Regions from separate parts of the Homo sapiens genome. Here all the other regions are linked to region 4. Evidence: chromatin contacts called from ENCODE Hi-C or POLR2A ChIA-PET data. All regions are on one chromosome and are shown on one strand. The core of a region is the stretch at or near the end of the contact, and the rest is flanking DNA. Distances in the headings are between cores, read along the strand shown.

Region 1 (2,700 bases), core at 197-2,696, 3.5 Mb before region 4:
CTGCTGACTTGAAACCGATCCCCCAGTCATCCCTGCAGCTGCATTAGGAACACTGCTAACAGCAGCAGAGGAAGAAATAGTACCATTGCCCATGCCACTCAAGATATTCACATTAACACCACTGGTAACTCCAGGCCCAACACTCACACCAGCAGCACTAGGAATATTGCTTGTACTTATATTAACATTACCAAGCATGCTGCTTGTCACATTAGGATTAAAACTACCCACAGCAGTAATGTTAACATTATTTACTGTACTAGTGCCAGTAACAGAATTTATACCTATTCCACCTGTAGTACTTGGAGCACGCATATTAGTCATTACAGATGCAGGTGAACCACTGGATGATACAGCAGAAGTTGGTGCAACTGGTGTGATACTGTCAGAGCTTCCAGTTGTAGAGAGTTTTCTAGATACTGGGCTTGAGGGTGGCCCACCAGTAATGGATGCACTGGCCACAGCAACATGAGATGGATGGTGGTGACCATGTTGGAGGTGGTGCCCATGATGAATCTGATGGTGGTGATGGAGGTGGTGTGGATGAGCATTCCCATTGATCACAACATTCTGTTGTGGAAGGTGAGGCAAATGAGGCTGAGGAAGGTGGGGCTGGTTGGGAGAGACTGCCCCAGGTGTCTCGGCTTCCTGGAAGTTATTTAGGGTCTCTTCTGAGGAGCTGCGTTCGGGCTCCCCTAAGTCAGTAGCCCTGGAAAGTGACACATCAAGGATCTCCGAAGAAGAGAGATCTTCCGTGTGAGATTCATCCAGATCATCATAGCTCTCAGTGTCCTCTGCTATACTGTTGTTAGAGCTGATACTAGCGGAGATCTGAGCAGGAGTAACGCTAGTTATCTGGAAGCCACTTTTCTTTTTCATTTGAGTTCCGCCTGGCGCAAGAGGCTGTGCCTGCAGCTGAGCCTGCGAAAGGAGGTTCAGGCTTTGTGGAGGCGGAGGCTGTGGTCCCGACGTAGAAGATGCTGCAGGGGGCGGCGGCTGAAGCAGCGACGGAGGCGGAAAATCCTCGGAAGATGTGGCATTACTACCGACGCCGGTACCTGCTGCATTGAGAGCAGAGGCGCTGCCACTACCGCTGCCCCTTCGAGGGAACATTGCCGGGTGCGCCATCTTCCTAGCGCTAATGTCTGCAGCGGCGGCGGCCGCGGCGGTGGACTCAGGCGGCTGGTGCATTGTGTTGGGTACCGGGGGCGCGGAGGAGACGAGTGCAATTTCCTTCTGCACCGTAATCTTTGTATTGGAGACGCCGGAGAGGAAAACGGGACCTGACGCTCCGCCTGGCGCGATTCCTCCTTCTCCTCCTCCTCAGCCAAAGGCGCCGGTCGCTCCTGCCTTCGAGAGCGAGCTTCGGAAAGGAGGATGAACGAGGGTGAACAGGGCGGCCGGGGACCCGAAGGGGGGATCCCTTCAGTCCTTCGCCATTCACTTTCCCCTCTAGCCTCACACCCCCCTTTATATTCTGCTTCACGTGGGGTGCGGGGCAGGAGGGAGGGGGAGAGCGCAGGAAGGGGAGGAAAAGCGAGAAATGCCCACCTTCTCCGGCCAACTCCGAAGCCGCCTCAGCCCCCTCCTCCCGCCGCGTCGGCGGCCGCTGCAAAGCCCTCCCGGCCGCTCTGCACGGAGGCAGCGCCAAGCAAATGTCGCCTTCCCCTCGCCACCCCCGGGGCCGCCGCCGCCGCCAGCGAGCCCCGAGCTCAGTGTCGCTCAAACCTCCCCTCCCGGCCCCGCTCGGCCCTCCCCCCGCGCCCCGCAGACCCTTTCAAACCCCCTGGGCTCGCGGCGGCTGCTCGGTGAGGAAACGCTGGCCGCGGCTGGGGCCGGGGCGACGCGGCTGCGAGCGGGGCGGCGGCGAGGCGCCCGGTACGGTGAGCCCAGCAACGAGGCGCGGGCGGGCGCGCAGAGACGCCGGGTCCTCGCGGAGCACGGCCGGGGCGCGGCGGCGGCGGTGGCAGCGGGAGCCCAGGGACCGCTCCATCACTGGCAGCCATGGAGCCCGAGCATTTTCCTCCCTCAGGGCAGGCGCCTCGACTCGGCACACGTCCTCGGGGAGGAAGGGGCCGGCACCCGAGCCTCTCCGGAGGGCGGCGGGACGTGCGCTAGGGCGGAGGGTGCGACCCTCTCTTATCCTCTTCCTCCGCAGCCGGCTCTTCCTCACCCCGCTGCTCCCGCGACCGGGCGGGAGAGGGCCGCAGGCGGCGGCGGCTCCTTTCTCCGCGGCGTTGGTGGCCAGACGGGCTGGTGCAGCGACTGCAGCCGACGCCGTTCAAAGGAACGAGGTGGGGTTGGTCGGTGTCGGCAAACGGGGCGGGGGAGTGAGTGGGTGCCGAGGGAGGGTGTCGGGCGGGGAGGGGGCTGTGGTGGTTGTTACTAGTGCTCTTCTTCGGCTCCCCCGGCTCCACCGTATCCCCCAGTCTCTCGCGGCATCGGGAGGGGAGGGACCAGCGCGGAGCGCAGGAGGAGGAGGGGCGACCGCCGGCGAGAGGAGGCGGTGGTGGCTGGGGGGAGGGGGCAGGCGGAGGAGGAGGAGGGAAGATGGCGTCTGCGCATGCGCCTCGGCGCCGCAGACATAAAGCCGGGTCTGGCGGGGCAGGAGGCGGCGGGTCTTCGGGCCTAGGCGAGCGCCAGGTCTCCCGACGGAAATTACCGAAGGCTGGCAGAGGCGCCGAAGCCGGGAGTGGTGGA
Region 2 (2,700 bases), core at 182-2,681, 3.5 Mb after region 4:
GGCTCTTAGTTGGTTATCTCCTGGGTGTAGGAAGGAAGGAAGGAAAACAAAGGGGAAAGGGGATATAGAATGTGGATTTTTCCCACAAGAGACTTTGCAGGGCAATTTTAAGGCATGGCAAGGAAATATAATTTGGGGTAAAACATTTTGATTTTCTTCCTTGTTACGCCAGAGTCAGACTGGAAAGTAAGTCATGACCTACATGGTCAAAACCCATCTGATGAGAATTTATGGTTTTTGTAGGCCATGACTCCCCAGACCCCTTAGATAGGAATTTGGGCAAGATAAAAAAGCAGAGCTTAGTCTTCACGATCAACCCCACATGCCAGGCCTTCTGGTAGGCACCTAACATTCAGTCAGTAACTACAGTAACTCTGTCCGTTGTGTCTGGAGCAAGCTAAAAAGGCTGGATTGCTGGGGAAATGGAAAGAAGCCAGCACTAGGGGCCTGGGTTCAAGTCTGGAGGGAAGGAGGGGTTGTTTAGCCCTAACTTTGCACTAAAGTAACCTTGGCTGTGTAATTTAGCCATCTAAGAAAACGAGGGGATAGACACCCCATATGTTCTCTGAGCTCCCTTGAAGATGTCTGTATGAAAGATTCTCTCCTTTTCATGTCCCTTCCGTGCCACTATTCCGAGCATCAGTCTGACCCTAGGAGTGGTGACGTCCTACTCAGCTGGGGGCTGCCCCTCAGTTCCCATAGAGGCAAGTCTGGGTCCTGACTTGGCCAATGGCCCTGGAGGCCGCTGAGCTCCTCAGGCCCATAGCGCAGAAAGTGGGCGATAGGTCATTCCAGGACAAGGGGGCGGAGGCTCCAAGAAACTACGACTCCCAGGAGGCCACTGGGTTCCCTCCGGCAGCCTGGGCCTGGTGCATGTTGGGAGCAGTAAGCGGCCTCCCGCCGCGCTTCATTGTTAAGACCGCTAGGCCAGGTAGCCCGCGCGCATGCCAAGTCACGTCCCAACGAGTTGGGCGGCTTTCCTTCCTGCAGGCCTCTTCTCTTTCCGGTCTTGCTGAGGCGCTCCTTTCCCCGCCCCACCTCCGCCCTCTTTTCAGGGAATTTCGAAGGGGCGTGGCGTCTGGCAAGCGCGTCCCCAGGGGTGTGTATACGCGCGTTCACGGGAGGTTAAAGAGGGAGGAGCCTAACCCTTGGGTGTGTAAGGCAGAGAGAAGACCGCGAGGAACGGAAAGCGCATGCGTCCTAGTGGTGCTGCAGCGCCCGGGGAGTCGCGGAGGGGAGGGGTGAAAATGGGCTTGCGGGACTGACGCACGCGCATTGGGATACCAGATCCCCGCCTCCTGCTCCAGGTTTCCCCTCCTCCTTCACCACCCTCCCGGAAGTGGAGCCGCCCTCGCGCCCACCAGCGGCTACCCCCTGCGGCAGGCCCCGCCCACACAGGCTCCGCCCCCCGGCGCTCCGCCCCCTCCTCTTGTAGTGGCGCCGGCTTGCATCCCAGGTCGTGGCGGTTTTGGTGCCTGAAGCAGGGAGCGCGGAGTCGTTCCCGAGAGAGGCGGCCAGGCTATGCTCGCCGGTTTCCGGCGTTCCGCTCCGGCCAGCCAGAGTCTCTGTCTCAACCTGTGTCCGTGCTCCAGCAGTCTCCTCAGCCCGGCCCCGCGGCGCGGTTGGCGGCGGCGCCCCAGGCGCGCCCCCTCCTCCGATGGCGGCGGAGATCCAGCCCAAGCCTCTGACCCGCAAGCCGATCCTGCTGCAGCGGATGGAGGGGTCCCAGGAGGTGGTGAATATGGCCGTGATCGTGCCCAAAGAGGAGGGCGTCATCAGCGTCTCCGAGGACAGGTATGGACTACTGCCATTCGGCCGCGAGGAGGGGCGGGACGGGCCGACGGCCCTCGAGCCCGCGTCAGGGGCTGTGCCTTCACGTCGGCGCGAGTGTAGACTTGCTCCCCCAAGTTTTATTGTAATGCGCATCCTGGTGGTGCCGGTGTTCAGCTGCGCGCCGCCTCCGCTGTGTGGCTCCGGGAAGCGGAGCCGGGACGGCGGCGAGCGCTCCGGCTTCACCCCGGGCTGGGTAGTGCCTGCGGGAGCCGGGTGGCCCTCGGGCTAACGGTGCGCTGGAGGGACTTTGGTCCATCCCTGAGGACAGGAGGGAAAGAGGGGAGGAGCCGCCCGGCTTTGCAGGTGTGTGCTTGGGGAACGATGCCCTGAGCCGCCTCTGCAAGATAACCAAGGGGTTTGGGGTACTCTCGTACAGCTCCCAGGGTTTCAAACGGAGAAAGCAAATGCCACTCCTTCTTCCCAGACATTCCTACTGAATCCAGATAACCCAGACATCTTAGGCTGAATTCAGTGAATATTCTAAGTTGTACCAAGAGTAAGTTTAGGCTTCTGCGTGGTGCCTTCTTTCCTTTCCCCTCCTTATCTCTTGGAGCTCGAGGAGAAGCGCGTAGAACTTGTAACGGATCACTGCTGCAAATAGCTCTTGAGTTCCTTCCCTTTGCCTGTTTCCTTTATTTTTGCTTAATTTTGCTTAATATGCAGAAGTGGAACTAGTTGTTCTGCCTTCAAATACTCTCTCTGTTTTGCGTTTTCGCTTTAACTGAATTTCCTTGAATATGCAGGAATAAAGCTGATGAAGCTAATTTCTAGAGTAATGTTGCTTGAAGATAGTATTATGATAATTTATCTGAAATTGTTTCTTTGGTAAAATCTATATAAGCATTCTTACAAAAGAACACTGTAGAG
Region 3 (2,700 bases), core at 6-2,505, 3.4 Mb after region 4:
GGGAAGCACAGAGGCGAGGTTACGAGGCGGAGAAGGGGCGCCCAGCGGCCCCGCCGCCCCCACAGTACCGCACACGCAGCGGCCACCCCTCCACGCCGTCCCCCACACACAGATCGCTCCCCACACACCGCCCGGGGCCGGAGCCCGGGCCCCGGCCGAACCCGGCTCGCAGCGCCCGCCCGCCCGCGCGGTGGGGGAGGGGGTCCCCGAGCCCGGCAGCTCCCGCAGTCAGGTCCCCGACACCCCCGCCCCGGCCGCCCTCCCCCACCCTGCCGCCCGCGGGCCGCCGGGCCGGGGTCGCCGCCCGGGCTCGGTCAGTCGGTACCTTCATGAAGGTCTCTACCGCGCCTTTGGCCGTGTCCAGGTAGGTGGTGCCCAGATGGCTGCGCTGGTTCATAGAGGCAGACGTGTCTATCAGGAACAGTAAGATGGGCATAGTGCTGGCCGGGGACACCGGGGCCCGAGGTGGTGGAGAAAGAGGAGATGGTAGAGGTGGAGGCGCCGGTGGCGGCGACCGCCGCTACGCGGGGCGGGGGAGCACGGCCCCCGGGAGGAAAACACTGTCTGGGTCTTTCCTCCGGCTGCGGGGAGTTTCTCCCCCGATAGTTGAGAGGAAACTCCCCAGACCCAGTGCTCCCCGTCGTACCCCCGCCTCCGCCTCCTCCTGCCTGCCTGCCCGCTGGGGCGGGCGCCCAGCCGTCTGTCTGTCGGTTCGTCCCCCCCGCCTCGGGGGTCCCGTCCCCGCTCCCGGCCCCTGTGTGTGTCCCAGCGGGAGACGGGCCTGGCTCCCCACCCCACCCCCGGTACAGGAGTGGGGACCTGGGAGCTGGCGAAGAGGGGAGTGGGCTGAGGGAAGATTGGCCCTGGGGCTGTTGGGAGAAGTTTCAGGGACTCCCTCCGCACCCCGGCGGTGTCACCACTTTCTCAGCCCCTCTCGCTACTGAAGCGCTTTTCTCTCTCACACTCCGGTTTTAACTCGGGCAGGGGCTGCGGAGGCTCCGCCCCTGACACGTCCCCGAGCCACGTGATACACCGCCTCGCCGTTCTACTGGTCAGGCCCTATCCTTTCATTAGCATATTTAAACAGCTCAGGGGCGGGGGAAGCTTGTAGGCCGGCTCCGGGGACAGTTATTGAGCACGCGCAGAGGCGGGGCGTCGGGTGCGCGCGAGCGGGCGGGCGGGCCGACCCGGAGGCGGGCTTCGGGAAGGGGCGGGGCCGGACTGCGGAAGGACCGCGAGGTGGGGGCGGGGGCCGCGTCCGCGCGCGCGGGGCGGCCGCGGCGGTGAGCCTGCGCGTCAGGGCCGCCGGCCTCTCCTTGGCTGTTGGAGGTGATAGGGGTCGAGGGGAGGGAAAAAGGGGCTGGCGTCAGCCGCCCCTGTGAGGTGGCCGTAGCGTGGACGAGTAAGAAGGGTTGAGTAAAGTGGACAAACACCTGGTTAGGAGAAGAGGGCAGGCCCGCAGCCGCCCTCCGGAGGAGGACTCGGGGCCTCGCGGGCGCCGGAGGAGGTTCCTGGGCCTCGGAGGGCCGCCCCGGCGCGCCGCCCCGGCGCGAGCGGGCGCGGGCGGGGGAGGGGAAGTGAGAGGTTGTTTATGACCGGGGACTAATCTCCTCCGCGAGTCCCAGCGCTCCCTCTGGGGAGTGCGGTTGAGGGGCTGTCCTCGCACGGAGCCTCGCTCGGCCTCGGGGGAGCCACGAGAGGTGGGAGTTGGACCCGCAGCGGGCCAGGAGCCCTGTCATTGGAGGACCCGCCAAAAAGGAAGCAAACCCTCTTTTTCTTTATCCAACCCCAAATAGCTAGGGCCTAGGGGGAAGACTCACATATCGATAAATGGTTTGTTGCCCGTTTTATTCTCTGGGAAATACAACTGATCTTACCAAAGAAATAACCTGTCTCTTGCCGTGTTTACTTAGAGCCATAGAATACCTGTTTCAGAGCTGAAGGGGACCTGAGCCCATGATAATCCATTACCTCGTGAGAAAGCGGAAAAACTGACTTCAGCTTGCCCAGATGGCGCAGAGAATGGGTTTCCCGTAACCCCGCCTGTGTCTTTCCTTCAGCCTCGTCCCAAATGCCGTGGGAGGGAAGGCACTCTCTGTCAAGCTGCTGTCACCTTACCTGAAGTAAGGAGTCCACGCCTGCATGTCCGAGGAAAACAGTTTTCTCAAACACATTAGTTGAAAAACTGAAGACGCTGCCTAAAATACAAGCTGAGTTAGAGACAGCCCTTGTAAGACTAGGTAGGTATTTACAGGGCCTCTCCCACTAGCTTTGTTTTTCCAGAGTTTGTTCTTTATCCGGAAATTCTTAATTTGCCTACTGATCATTTAAAGAAAGGGTTCTATTAACATTGACACAGAAGAGACACTTTGTGGCACTTTTTAAAAATCTGAGTCTCGTGACTTGGTATAACTTCTGAAACTTACTGTTAATTTATAGCAGAGCTATTTGAGTAATATGCTCTTCTATGAGTATGAACAATAGAAGAAGTGTGATTTTTAAAGTGATTTGGACTACAAAATAAGAGCATGGAATATAGGCTTTACAGCCAGTACTTGCTGAGGATGTACTGTGTATTAGGTGTGGTGCATATAAAAAATAAATAAAATGTGGTCCCTGTCTTCAAAGAGCTTATGTTTTCTAGGAAAATGCTACATATTACTAGCTACTCCAAGGCAGAAAGTTGTTAGACACCAAATC
Region 4 (2,700 bases), core at 29-2,528:
GAGTATCGGATTTTATTAATTTTTTTCTGCATCTATTGAGATGATTATATGTATTTCCTTTCTCCCTCTGTTAATATGCTGAATTACATTGGCTTTTCAAATATTAAGCCAACCTAGTATTTCTGGGATTAATCTCATTGTTCAATATATTATCCTTTTTATATACTACCATTTTTTGAGAAGATATTGTAAGTACCTTTGTAATGAATGTGAATGTTGATAGTGAGGAGAGATGCTGTGAAAAGCTTAATACCCATTTAGTATAACATGGAGAGTAAGCATATTACTTAGAAATAAGTAGGCAAATATCAGAAATACAGTTCAAAGAGTTAAAAGTGATTGTTTCTGAAAGTAGGAGGGTCAGGTTGCTCTTGTTGCGGTTTTTGCACCATTTTACTTCTTAAAATTATAGCTATAGGTCAGGCGCAGTGGTTCACGCCTGTTATCCCAGCACTCTGGTAGGCCCAAGTGGAAGGACTGCTTGAGGACAGGAGTTGGAGATCAGCCTCGACAAAAGACCGACAGCCCACCTCCACAAAAAAAAAAAAAAGAAAGAAAATTAGCTAGCTTGGTGAAAATTAAAATAAAATAAAATTACCAGTATGTGCACATTACTTTGGTAGAAGTAAAAATAATGAGAAAGAGAGAAAACCCTCCCAGTAACTAGTCATTTGTTTTTATGATTCAGCTGGTTTGTATTTTGCATGGTGCATGGTGTGCAAACATCTGAAAATGTCTGTTTTCCACTGTTTGTAACTAACTCTTCCCAGCATGATTTATCAATTAGCCTTTATTTCCTCCCATGACTTATGAATATACCTTAAGCATAGTTGTTTATAATGGGATGTTTCTAAACGACCTATCCTTATCCTGGTACCACGCTGATTTGAGCTACAGGGCAAATGGGTGCACCATGGTGGGCGAGGTCATTCACGGAAAAAAGAATGTGCAGTGGTGCCGAGGTTGGTAAGAGCAGGCGGCTTGTACATGTAAATGCATGGTTTGCAGGAATCTGGGAGTGGATAGGCTGACGGGTGATGAATATTCAAAGCACAACTGTAAGCGACTTTAGTTACAGCGAAACTCTAAGGCACGCTGCCCTTCGGAAGGAAACACGGCATTCCCCAACCTGATAGCCCTCCGCGACGCATTACGCACCGCGGACAGCTGGAGAGGCCGAGGCGCTCTCGCTTTGATTTCGGCGCCTCCGCCCTCGCGGGGAGAGATTGGCTGCGGCCGCGGGACGGGGTAGTGAGCGCGTCACTTCCTGCCGCTGCCAGGCGCGTCCTCCCGCGCGCTATGACGGCCAGCGCACAGCCGCGCGGGCGGCGGCCAGGAGTCGGAGTCGGAGTCGTGGTGACCAGCTGCAAGCATCCGCGTTGCGTCCTCCTGGGGAAGAGGAAAGGCTCGGTTGGAGCTGGCAGTTTCCAACTCCCTGGAGGTCATCTGGAGTTCGGGTGAGCAGCCGCGGACGCGAGGAAACCGGGGCGTGCGCAGAGGGACGAACTCACGCCGTGCTTGCTTCCGTGTGCCGTGCGTGAGAACGTCCGCGCTGACGCTGCGTCCTTTCTTGCGCGTTCCCTCGGTTCCTCCCCTCGACTTCTGGGCGACGTAGGATCGCGCCCAGGAGGGGGCGCTGTGCTGGGTCAGGCGAGGTCTTTGCTAGCTGGGTCTTTCCGGCTGCGCCCCTGCTGGGTGGTGGTTGGGAGTTCGTCTGTGAGGTGTGTTTCTCACAGCTTACACACAAAAGGAGGAAAGCAGGTGTGTGTAAACCTCCAGCAGCCCGATATTGTCAGCTAAGACATTGCACCGTTTCCATGTGATTGATTGATTGATCGATTGATTGATTTGAGACTGTGTCTCGCTCTGTAGCCCAGGCCAGAGTGCAGTGGTGCTATCTCCAGTCACTGCAACCTCCGCCTCCTGGGTTCAAGCGATTTTTGTGTCTCAGCCTCCTGGTAGCTGGGATTACAGGCGCCCGCTACCACGCCGTGCTAATTTTTGTATTTTTAGTAGAGACGGGGTTTCGCCATGTTGGCCAGGCTGGTCTCGAACTCCTGACCTCAGGTGATCCACCCGTGAGGTCAATGACCATAGCCAACATTGAGCTCTAATGGGCTTTTTGTTAAAGGCTGGATAATATGCCAAGCTCTTTGCATGTATACTTTCATTTGATCTTTACATAACTGGCATACTCAGTGGGCTAAATTTGATGGGAGAACAAACAGGAAATGGTTTTATTTTCTCCTTCCACTGCCTTCAAACATGATTTTTTCTTTCCCTCTTCAGTGACGTTTCCTGCAAATTCTATAGTTTTCTTGTCACTTGGTTATAAAAATAAATCACATTTGGGTCAGTATGATTCACTTCCAAGCATTTAAAAGTCCAATCCAATTTAAACCTTCAGTGTCACTTCCAGTTTCTAATCCCTCCCCTGCAGTGCATAAAGGAGGTGTGAGCCATTGTTCTGCTTTTCTGTATCCTCCTCCTCTTCTCACCTGGCTGTCTCTGAGTTTCCTTCTTTCTCCAGTGTGTTGGAGGAGGAGAGAGAGCAAGCCATTCAGGTGACTGATGCTGCTCTGATCCATCCATTGGTGTCCTCTGGGCATGATATCCACATGTGTGCTTTCTCAGGGTATGTTTGTCAGTTGTTGGGAAGTCCCACAGAGATTTTCCTGACATAGGTGACGGGCTTTCTGT
Region 5 (2,714 bases), core at 142-2,641, 4.6 Mb after region 4:
CCGTATCTTACGCTGTACAGATCAAGGCCCTTTGGGGTTAAATGGAGGTTGCTAGAAGGAGAGTGCTAAGTGAAAATGCTATATAGACTACGTGCTTTTTACAAATGGTAGCAGTTCTCCAGGTCAGCCCTCCACCACCGGACCACCCTTGTATGTAAATCCTGAATAAACCTTGTCTCCTTCACTGACTCTGCCTCTCTTCTTACAGTGCCATCCCAACTGGAGTCAGTGGGGTCCAGAAGGACAATTGGCCATTTAGATAACATTTGAAAACTAACCAAGGTAATTCACAGTAACATTAAAAAATACAAATGAACATTTCAATAAAGGCAGAAAAAGCAGTTGATATTCAATGCTTTCCTCCTGATGTTATGACCAAGACAAGGAAGTCCATTATCACTGTTTTTATTCAATAGTGGAAACACTAGCCAGCAACAAAAGGCAAAAATAAATAAAAATAAAAGGTATAAAGGTTACAGAGAAGTTAAACCATCTTTATTCGTGGATTGCAAGATTTTGATCACAGAAATTCCGAAAGAATCTACAGAGTATTACAAATAACAAGGGAACTTAGCAAGATGCTTGCATATAAGGTCAGTATGTTAAAATCAATATTGTTTATTCTTACGAGTAGAATATAAAAAAGTCAAAATGCCATTTAACATTGTATACAAAACACTAAATACTCAAGAATAAATCTAATGAAAGATATATATGATCTCTATACTGCAATCTATCCAAGCACAGCTGCATTAAAATATAGATATATGTGCAATCTACAAAATATTGCCAGGAGAAATTAAAGACCGCTTAAATAAATGGTGGGGGAAGAATGATATTCATGGATTGAAGGACTTGTTGTTAAGATACTAGTTTTCCCAAACAGATCTATAGATTCAATGCGAGCCCAATAAAAAATCCCCCCCCTTTTTAACAAGCTAATTCCAAAATTCACCTAGAAATACAAAGGCCGTAGAATAAGCCAAAACAATCTTGGGAGAATAAGTTACAGGACTTAAAGATTTATTATAAAACTACATTAAATTAACATAGTTTGGTACTGGTATAAAGTTAGACAAAGACTACTCCCTCCCGCTCCTCAATCTGCCCCCATCCCTAGAACGTGCTGGCAGCTTTCTCCATCCGATCTGCAAGGGTTAAAGGGCGCTGAGGAAGGGCTGACCGACTGGGGTGGGAAACAAAGCGGCACTGAGATAACTTCAGGCCACCTTCCTCCCCTCAGTACCTTCGGATGAAAGGTTTCCCTTCTTGGTCTGGGAAGCCCACTAAGAAGAAAGCCTGGGCTGTGGCGTTCTGGGGAAGTGAATAGTACGGCCGCCGGGCGCGTCGCCCCAGGAACCAGAAGGCTTTTTGCCGCTATTAGTGCAGAATGACTTCCGGCAAGTCCCAGTCGTTTAGAATCCCCAGCCCAAAGATCGCGGGGATCCACGCGTCATCCGGGCCTCTGCTCCCGGAAGAGACCACGCAGCCGCTAAAGACGTAATGGAGGCGAAAGGGCTTGGCTAGCTGTGGCAGCCATGATAAAAACTAGGGAAAATGGGAGCTCGAAGTAGCTTCCGTTATTAACAGACATACAAACGCCCCTAACCGCCACACGTTCCTTAGGGATGACAGTACGTTACAAAAGTGCTTCTAAAGTACTACTGAAAGCTCCGTGGGAGTGCCCGCTGGCGTGGGCGCGGTGGAAGGGAGGAAGAACGTGTACGCCCCAGGCCTCCGTAACCATGGCTGCGAGGGGCGGGGACTGGGAGCGCGGGTCCTGGGCCGGGGTGCGGCTGGGAGGAATCGGTCCTCCACTGTCCCAGCCGGCCCCGCGCCGGCGTGTCGCCTCCCGTCCCCCTAGCAGCACGCTGCGTGGCTGCTCGCTGGCTATTTAGGACGGAAGCTCGGTTGGTGTTTCTCCAGAAGTTTCCCCCTTGGGCGGTGGTGGAGGTGGTAACCGTGATAGTAGCAGCTCCGGCGGCAGCAACAGCGACTACGAGGGATGGCGGCGGCTGCAGCAGGAACTGCAACATCCCAGAGGTGCATGTTTTTCTTTCCCTTTGGTATTTATTTTATCCCCCTTTCCTTGGCTAGTGAGCCCTGCTGAAGTCGTTGTTTTCCTGACAGGTTTTTCCAGAGCTTCTCGGATGCCCTAATCGACGAGGACCCCCAGGCGGCGTTAGAGGTGAGAGAGCCCATTTCTGCTTCCTCCACTCTTCTTAGGGGAGCTGGGCCACTTCGGGTCCCCGCTGACCCGCCTTCTCCCCGCACCGCCGGACAGGGACCCAGGCTCTTGTTGATGCTGCGTCTCAGCTCCGGTATTGAGATTCTCCGTCTCTTTTCTCTGTTACACGGTAGCCGCGTTACCCCAGACTCCTGTCTTGCCCTTTCCACTCCCTACAGCTCCTGAGAAAAACCTCCTCTATTTCTTGGGAGCATGGTTGGCATTTGTAGTTTGGCTGAAAGGATTTTTTTTTTAATGACATTTATGATTAGAGAAGTGGACTCTGGGCTCGATGAAGTTAATTTTTTCGTTTGACAATAATTCTTGCCATTCTTACGTAAAAGTGTCGGTATGAAGTCAGTCTACTGGAGCAAAACCCTTTTCCCTCACGTCCCTGAAACTTTCCAGATGTCTTATCACAATTCATTATTCACTCATTTGTATATTCATCAAAATTTTTTTTTGGAGTGGCTGTGTGCAAAGGCGC

The links. A loop is a pair of places that touch in the nucleus more often than their neighbours do. ChIA-PET counts read pairs that join two places held with the same protein, here RNA polymerase II (POLR2A). Pooled maps may share reads with other maps.
Region 1: a pooled map shows a loop between it and region 4 (20-fold over the local background). The contact joins the promoter of TSC22D1 here to the promoter of NUDT15 in region 4. A Hi-C loop is called at or near these places in 8 of 50 pooled maps.
Region 2: a loop to region 4 is called in a map of B cell, with 20 times the contacts of the local background. The contact joins the promoter of WDFY2 here to the promoter of NUDT15 in region 4. A Hi-C loop is called at or near these places in 2 of 168 maps with a recorded cell type or tissue (B cell and CD8-positive, alpha-beta T cell) and 8 of 50 pooled maps.
Region 3: a map of B cell shows a loop between it and region 4 (23-fold over the local background). The contact joins the promoter of INTS6-AS1 here to the promoter of NUDT15 in region 4. A Hi-C loop is called at or near these places in 2 of 168 maps with a recorded cell type or tissue (B cell and naive thymus-derived CD4-positive, alpha-beta T cell) and 10 of 50 pooled maps.
Region 5: a loop to region 4 is called in a map of CD8-positive, alpha-beta T cell, with 31 times the contacts of the local background. The contact joins the promoter of SUGT1-DT here to the promoter of NUDT15 in region 4. A Hi-C loop is called at or near these places in 1 of 168 maps with a recorded cell type or tissue (CD8-positive, alpha-beta T cell) and 14 of 50 pooled maps. POLR2A ChIA-PET finds 5 or more read pairs at or near these places in 2 of 52 experiments (CD4-positive, alpha-beta T cell and naive thymus-derived CD4-positive, alpha-beta T cell).

What each region holds. Positions count from the first base shown.
Region 1 is chr13:44,574,884-44,577,583 of GRCh38, forward strand. It overlaps TSC22D1 (TSC22 domain family member 1), which reads right to left and starts at 1,447. Exons shown (of 3, transcript NM_183422.4): 1 at 1-1,447. The coding sequence starts at 1,191. It overlaps TSC22D1-AS1 (TSC22D1 antisense RNA 1), which reads left to right and starts at 1,013. Exons shown (of 3, transcript NR_038381.1): 1 at 1,013-1,387; 2 at 2,159-2,294. RefSeq lists an enhancer at 920-1,159 and silencers at 1,480-2,189, 2,200-2,439.
Region 2 is chr13:51,583,031-51,585,730 of GRCh38, forward strand. WDFY2 (WD repeat and FYVE domain containing 2) reads left to right here and starts at 1,432. Exons shown (of 12, transcript NM_052950.4): 1 at 1,432-1,794. The coding sequence starts at 1,658. RefSeq lists enhancers at 684-1,204, 863-1,142 and a silencer at 1,283-1,652.
Region 3 is chr13:51,452,090-51,454,789 of GRCh38, forward strand. INTS6-AS1 (INTS6 antisense RNA 1) reads left to right here and starts at 1,256. Exons shown (of 2, transcript NR_103812.1): 1 at 1,256-1,329; 2 at 1,914-2,627. It overlaps INTS6 (integrator complex subunit 6), which reads right to left and starts at 947. Exons shown (of 18, transcript NM_012141.3): 1 at 326-947. The coding sequence starts at 436. RefSeq lists silencers at 1-92, 103-372, 613-872, 1,103-1,302, 1,393-1,712 and an enhancer at 933-982.
Region 4 is chr13:48,036,448-48,039,147 of GRCh38, forward strand. It overlaps NUDT15 (nudix hydrolase 15), which reads left to right and starts at 1,279. Exons shown (of 3, transcript NM_018283.4): 1 at 1,279-1,457. The coding sequence starts at 1,300. LOC124903172 (a long non-coding RNA gene) reads right to left here and starts at 1,545. Exons shown (of 2, transcript XR_007063788.1): 1 at 1,159-1,545. RefSeq lists enhancers at 407-1,283, 1,284-2,159, 1,326-1,565, 1,616-1,775.
Region 5 is chr13:52,650,916-52,653,629 of GRCh38, forward strand. SUGT1-DT (SUGT1 divergent transcript) reads right to left here and starts at 1,392. Exons shown (of 1, transcript NR_170300.1): 1 at 390-1,392. It overlaps SUGT1 (SGT1 assembly cochaperone of MIS12 kinetochore complex), which reads left to right and starts at 1,921. Exons shown (of 13, transcript NM_006704.5): 1 at 1,921-2,043; 2 at 2,131-2,188. The coding sequence starts at 2,006. RefSeq lists enhancers at 1,222-1,561, 1,671-2,172, 2,282-2,401 and a silencer at 1,652-1,921.